2 separate regions of the Homo sapiens genome follow, and region 2 is linked to region 1. The links are chromatin contacts, found by Hi-C in ENCODE. All regions are on one chromosome and are shown on one strand. Each heading gives the region's core, a stretch centred on a gene start or an enhancer-like site at or near the end of the contact. The rest is flanking DNA. Distances are from core to core; before and after follow the strand shown.

Region 1 (2,659 bases), core at 45-2,544:
GTTTCCAAATAGTTTGGGTGGTAACCATAAAAGCAAACACTTGTCTTTGCCAAGGTACTATTCTAAGCATTATACATCTCTTACTCATTTAATCCTTGCAACAATCTTGTGAGGTAAATCCAATTATTAGCTCCATTTTACAGATGGGGAAACTGAGAAGCAGCACAGGTTAAGTAACTTCCTCGAAGTCACAGAGCTAGTAACAGTGGAGCTGGTGTCCTAAGCTAGGCAGTCTGGCTGAGGAGTCCTCGCTTTCACCACTGTACTCATAACCAGCTCTTTTTCTGTCTGGATGCTTAGATCTTGGACTAAAAAAATCTGGTAACTTTTCAAAATTAGTTTCCTTGGGAATTGGGAAACCAAAGGAATAGTGGAGGGAGGGCAATTAATTTGAGTGTACAGGTCTGGAAGCATGCATACTCCATGTCCCCCTCCCTCAGGGCACAGTGAGGACCCAAACTTCGCAGACTGTTGGTAGGACTGGAATGTATTCAAAGTGCACGGAGCACGTAGTCGATGCGCAATAAATATGTATTTTCTTCTCTTGATAGAAGGTAAAACTAGGGCTAAGATCTTAATGACTTTTCAACTAGTGTTCCTTTCAATACACTACACTATATACTACGCATCTCTCCCAGATTGCAGTTTAAACACTGATGGGTGGTTGATCGTGCAAACAGAAAAATGCAGCCAAAAAAAATGCAAGTACCAAATCAAGTGGCTGTGTCCACAATCAGCTGGTGTCCAGAAAGACATGCAGAGAAAGTTCCACGACGTGAGATCTTCAAGGACAGCCCTAGTCCCCCTGACCCCGCCCCTCCTCGGCCCTAGAAATCACCGATTCCCCAGCCCGGTCTTGCGCAGTTTGCCCCTCCTTCGTTCTTCCCTATCCCTCTCAACATTAGCTAATGGCTGAGGTAAATGTGCCGGTCCCCACGGCACCGGCGCGGAGCGGAGGCTGCACACTTCCGCCCCTTCTCGCCGCTGGAGGCCGCGCTCTGCGGCAAGACTCGGCCGCCGCAGGCCCCGGGCAGCGTCCGCCGTTGCCCAAACCTGGAGGAAACTCAAGCCCCAGCCGCCATGGAGGTTGCGCGCAGTGCGCCCCGGAGCCCGCGCCACTCACCGGGGCGCTCTCGGGCAGGTTGTAGCGACACAGAGTGTGGTCCAGGTCGAATCCGACCACGTCGCAGGCGGCCAGGGAGAAGTGCTGAGCCATGGCTGCGCGGGGAGCACCAGGGAGCGCCTCGGCCGCGAAGGGTGCAAGGAGCTGGCTGGCGGGACGCTGCGGGACAGGACCGGGCCGGACGCGGCGGGGCGGGGCTGCGGCTGCCAGGGCACACGGCGCGGCAGCCTCTCCCGCCTCCCGCGCCCTCGAGCACCGCCCCTCGATACGCTTAGCCCCCGCCCCTCGCGCGGCGGGCGTCCTGCGCCGCCCGGAGTCAGGTAGTCAGCTCGCGTCCTCCTGGTACCCCAATGCCGGCGACTCCTGATCTGTTCCGCAAGCCTAGGAGCCCAGAAGGCAGTAGGGGTCCAGGAGCGGTGCCGCTGCTGCACAGCTGAGACCTGTAGGCACGTAGCCTTTCCCGAGGGCTACCACAAAATTAACCGGGACACTCCATCGCCTCAGGGCGCCTCGGAAACCAGGAGATCATGAGGTTAGACCTGACCTTTTACCCCTGTGTGAGGAATAGTAAGATCATAGAAAAAATTCATCCGCTAATATCCCTCTGACCCAGTTAGCCTACAATTTGGAAGGTCTTTTCACCCACGTGATCTTTGATAGTGGTTTAAACCAAAAACTTTATATTCCTTGGTTTCCTAAGTGGTTAAGTGGAAGACAGACCTTTCACTATTTCATACCCTGGAGTGCGTTAGAAAATAAATGTATCAGACATCGTGAAGAACCATTTTGCAAGATGATACTTGTTATGGAAACCAATATTGGTTATTACTTGATAATCCTATTTTGTTATTGTAATGAATTTTTTATGAAAGGGCATCAGAAACTTCATAGAAATATATAGAGCATACTACAAAAAACTTTTGCAAACCGGGTTTAAGGTTTATAGAGCACAAAATGTTTTGAGTGACATTTGCTTAATTCTCTCAAGAACTGTATAACTACTACCATTTTAGATGCAGAGAAAGTTAATCCATTACATACAATGTATGCCTTAGGGCATTTAATTCTCTTCCTGATTTCCGGATGTGAAGGACTAGCACTTTGAGATCTTTATTACATAGTACCTCATTTTAAAAAGAAAATACAAATCTATTATGTTTACACTGCTTCAGTTCTCAATTTAAAGGAACAATGTGTCTAATGGGACAAATCAATAGTCGTGACATAATGAAAATATAATTGATTGAGAACTGCATTTAACCCTTTCAAATACTAATCCTTCTGAGGCTAATAGACCAATCAGAGGATTAATTTAGTGCAATAGATAGTACAATTGAGTAGGAGGACACTTATACCTAGTAGACCCATTTGAATAAAATTGATAACTTGTTCCATTATAACACTTAAAAGCCCCAAACAAATCTCTCTGGAATAGGAAAAGTAAAGAATCTTCAAGAAGATTAAGCTGTTCACTGATGAGTCCAACAATCATGTTTTCAATGTCTGTGAACCAAAAGAGAAAAGGCTGGATTGTTG
Region 2 (2,659 bases), core at 49-2,548, 2.8 Mb before region 1:
TCTCAGGCATTCCTTTTTAGCAACACAGACTAAGACACTATCAAAGAACAACTGAAAATTTAAAATGTCATTTACATAATATCAAGAAGTATATTTTTCCCCCATCCTTAGATTTATGGATAAATCTGACATAGGGTGATATGGTTTGGCTGTGTCCCTGCCCAAACCTCATCTTGAACTGTAGTTACCATAATCCCCAGGTGTTGTGGGAGGGACCCGGTGGGAGGTAACTGAATCATGGGGGTGGTTATTCCCATGCTGTTCTCTGATAGTGAGTGAGGTATCACAAGATCTGATGGTTTTCTAAGGGGCTTTTCCCTCCTTGCTCCTCACTTCTCCTTCCTGCAGCCCTGTGAAGAAGGAGGTTTGCTCCCGCTTCTGCCATGATTTTAAGTTTCCTGAAGTCTCCCCAGCCATGCTGAACTGTAAGTCAATTAAACGTCTTTCCTTTATAAATTACTCAGTCCCAGGTATGTCTTTATTAGCACTGTGAAAATGGACTATATAAGACTAGACCTGACAAAAGATCAAAACATTTGCTGAGTGAAATAACACCTAAATAAATGAAGAGGCTTACTTTAAGGGTCATTACTAAATATTGTTAACATGTAAATTATTCTTACATGGATCTATAGACGAAATGTAACCAATCACAATCCCAACTTTTTAAAGTGACAAGCTGATTTTAACATTCATATGAAAACCCAAGGGACTAGATGAGCCAGAACATTTTTGAAAAATAACAAAAAATTGGAGGCCAAACACGATCTGATTTTAAGACTCTTACGAATCTACAGGAATCAAGACAATGTGGTATTTTTGTAGAGAGAAATATAATAAATTGTCGGAACAGAATAGAAAGTCTAAGAATAGACCCACAACTGATGCTTTAGGGACAACTGATTTTAAACATAGGTGCAAAAGCTATTCAGTGAGAAAAAGAAAGCTCTCTAAACAAATGACACTATTCACATACAAAAAAATGACCTAAGATCCATACTTTGCACCACAGACAAAAATTAGCTCTAATTGGATCACAGACCTCAATATAAAACCTAAAATTCTAAAACTTGTGTCAGAAAACACAGAAGAGATCCTCTGTGGCCTTGGGTTAGGCAAATTCCTTGGACAGACAAAAAACAAACCCTAAGATCCGATCTGAGCCGCCGCACAACCCTGCTCTGGCCACTTAGCCTGAGGTCACTGCTCGGGTCCCGCCCCTCTCCCCGCCCGGGACCCTCCTGGCTCCGCCCCAATCCGCCCGCTCCGCTCCACCCCGCCCCGCTGCCTCGTCTCCATCCGGAAGAGCCGCCGGGGCAGGGAAGTTGAGGCGGTGCGCGGCCCGGCGTCGGTCGAGAGCGCAGGCCCGGCAGAGCCGCAGGCGCTAGGCCGCCCGACACAGCCCGCGCGTCCCCGCGGCCGGTGGCGCCTCGAGCGGCCACGTGCACGCGCGCACTCCGCCTCACCAGCCTTCTTGCGCCGGAGACGAACCCGCTGCCTGGCTGGAGCTCTCTGGGCCCTTCGGCCTCGGGAGCAACGCGTTCCCGGCGACTTCTGACACAGCCAGTAAGTGATAGCCGCCTCCTCCTTTCGCGGTTATGTTTTTCTCCAGTTCGTCCCAAGTCTCGTTCCCGTCTCATTACTTCAAAAACTATTCAACTCCGGGACCGGACAGGCACGGGAGCTGCCCGGGAGAAGAGCCCCAGAAGTCTCAGAGACTGCCAAGGTGTTGTGGGGCAGGGGCTGCGTGCAAAGACCCTGTGAATTAGAAAGTTTGGAAAGCATGCCTCCAAAACCGAGCGACTCCACGTTTGCCAGGCGCCCCTGGGGCAGCCGAGCGGCCCGGAGGCGCGAAATGGCGCGCCCCCGCAGTGAGAGGGGCGGAGGGAGTGGGGCGGGGCCGAGGGCGCGCGTCCCGCCAGCCCGCGCGGAGGGGGCGGGGCTCCCGGCAGGTGCAGGCGGGCGGGGCGGGGCTGCCGCGATTCCCGGAGACAGCTGGGGGATGCCAGTGCAGTTAGGCACTCTCCTGTCTTCTTTTCGACGCTTCGCTGTGGTCAAGAGGACAAAGTAAAGCAAATGATTTTATTTTGACCCCAAATATTCAATAAGAAAAGGAAAGAGAACTTGAAAGTTGTGAAATGACCCTTCTCAAAACAAAAAGTCCCTCCAGTGTCTATCTGGGTGGGTAGTAGGTACGTTTATTGATTTAGCAAACTGCTGATAACACAGTTGATTAGTCAGTTTTGCATAGATGTTGAAAGGGAATGAATAACGATGGTCCATATAACCATAGAAATGCTAGCCTAACTAGGCAAAATTTAATCTGACCTTAATTTGAACGTTGAATTCTGCTGCTGCCCTTTTCCTGCCTTGTGTGGAGCTGTTTTTCAAATTGCTAAATTTGTGGCTCTAAACTTAATATGCTTTAATAGAATCATAGTGATTCTCTTGTAGCCACTGTTGGGAGTCCAGATTTTTTTTTTTTTTTTTTTGGGCAAAGTCCACATTGTGGAGATATTCCTTCCCAAGTGCTTTTTCTGCTTTACACTTGGCTGAATTTATATTGCTTAACCAAAAACAAATTACCGTGGAGGCCGTAATTTATTTCCACTCATTGTTTTGGATATACATTTACTCATTCTTACTCTCACTCTGGCCT

Evidence for each region. A loop is a pair of places that touch in the nucleus more often than their neighbours do. Pooled maps may share reads with other maps.
Region 2: a loop to region 1 is called in a map of CD8-positive, alpha-beta T cell, with 10 times the contacts of the local background. The contact joins the promoter of MCM9 here to the promoter of NT5DC1 in region 1. A Hi-C loop is called at or near these places in 2 of 168 maps with a recorded cell type or tissue (CD8-positive, alpha-beta T cell and naive thymus-derived CD4-positive, alpha-beta T cell) and 7 of 50 pooled maps.

Annotation. Positions count from the first base shown.
Region 1 is chr6:116,099,488-116,102,146 of GRCh38, reverse strand. NT5DC1 (5'-nucleotidase domain containing 1) reads right to left here and starts at 1,294. Exons shown (of 12, transcript NM_152729.3): 1 at 1,124-1,294. The coding sequence starts at 1,216. It also overlaps a transcript of FRK not described here. RefSeq lists enhancers at 591-1,111, 1,112-1,634 and a silencer at 1,219-1,478.
Region 2 is chr6:118,933,798-118,936,456 of GRCh38, reverse strand. It overlaps MCM9 (minichromosome maintenance 9 homologous recombination repair factor), which reads left to right and starts at 1,298. Exons shown (of 14, transcript NM_017696.3): 1 at 1,298-1,566. It overlaps LOC124901389 (a long non-coding RNA gene), which reads right to left and starts at 1,542. Exons shown (of 2, transcript XR_007059729.1): 1 at 1,467-1,542. RefSeq lists silencers at 1,120-1,549, 1,800-2,049.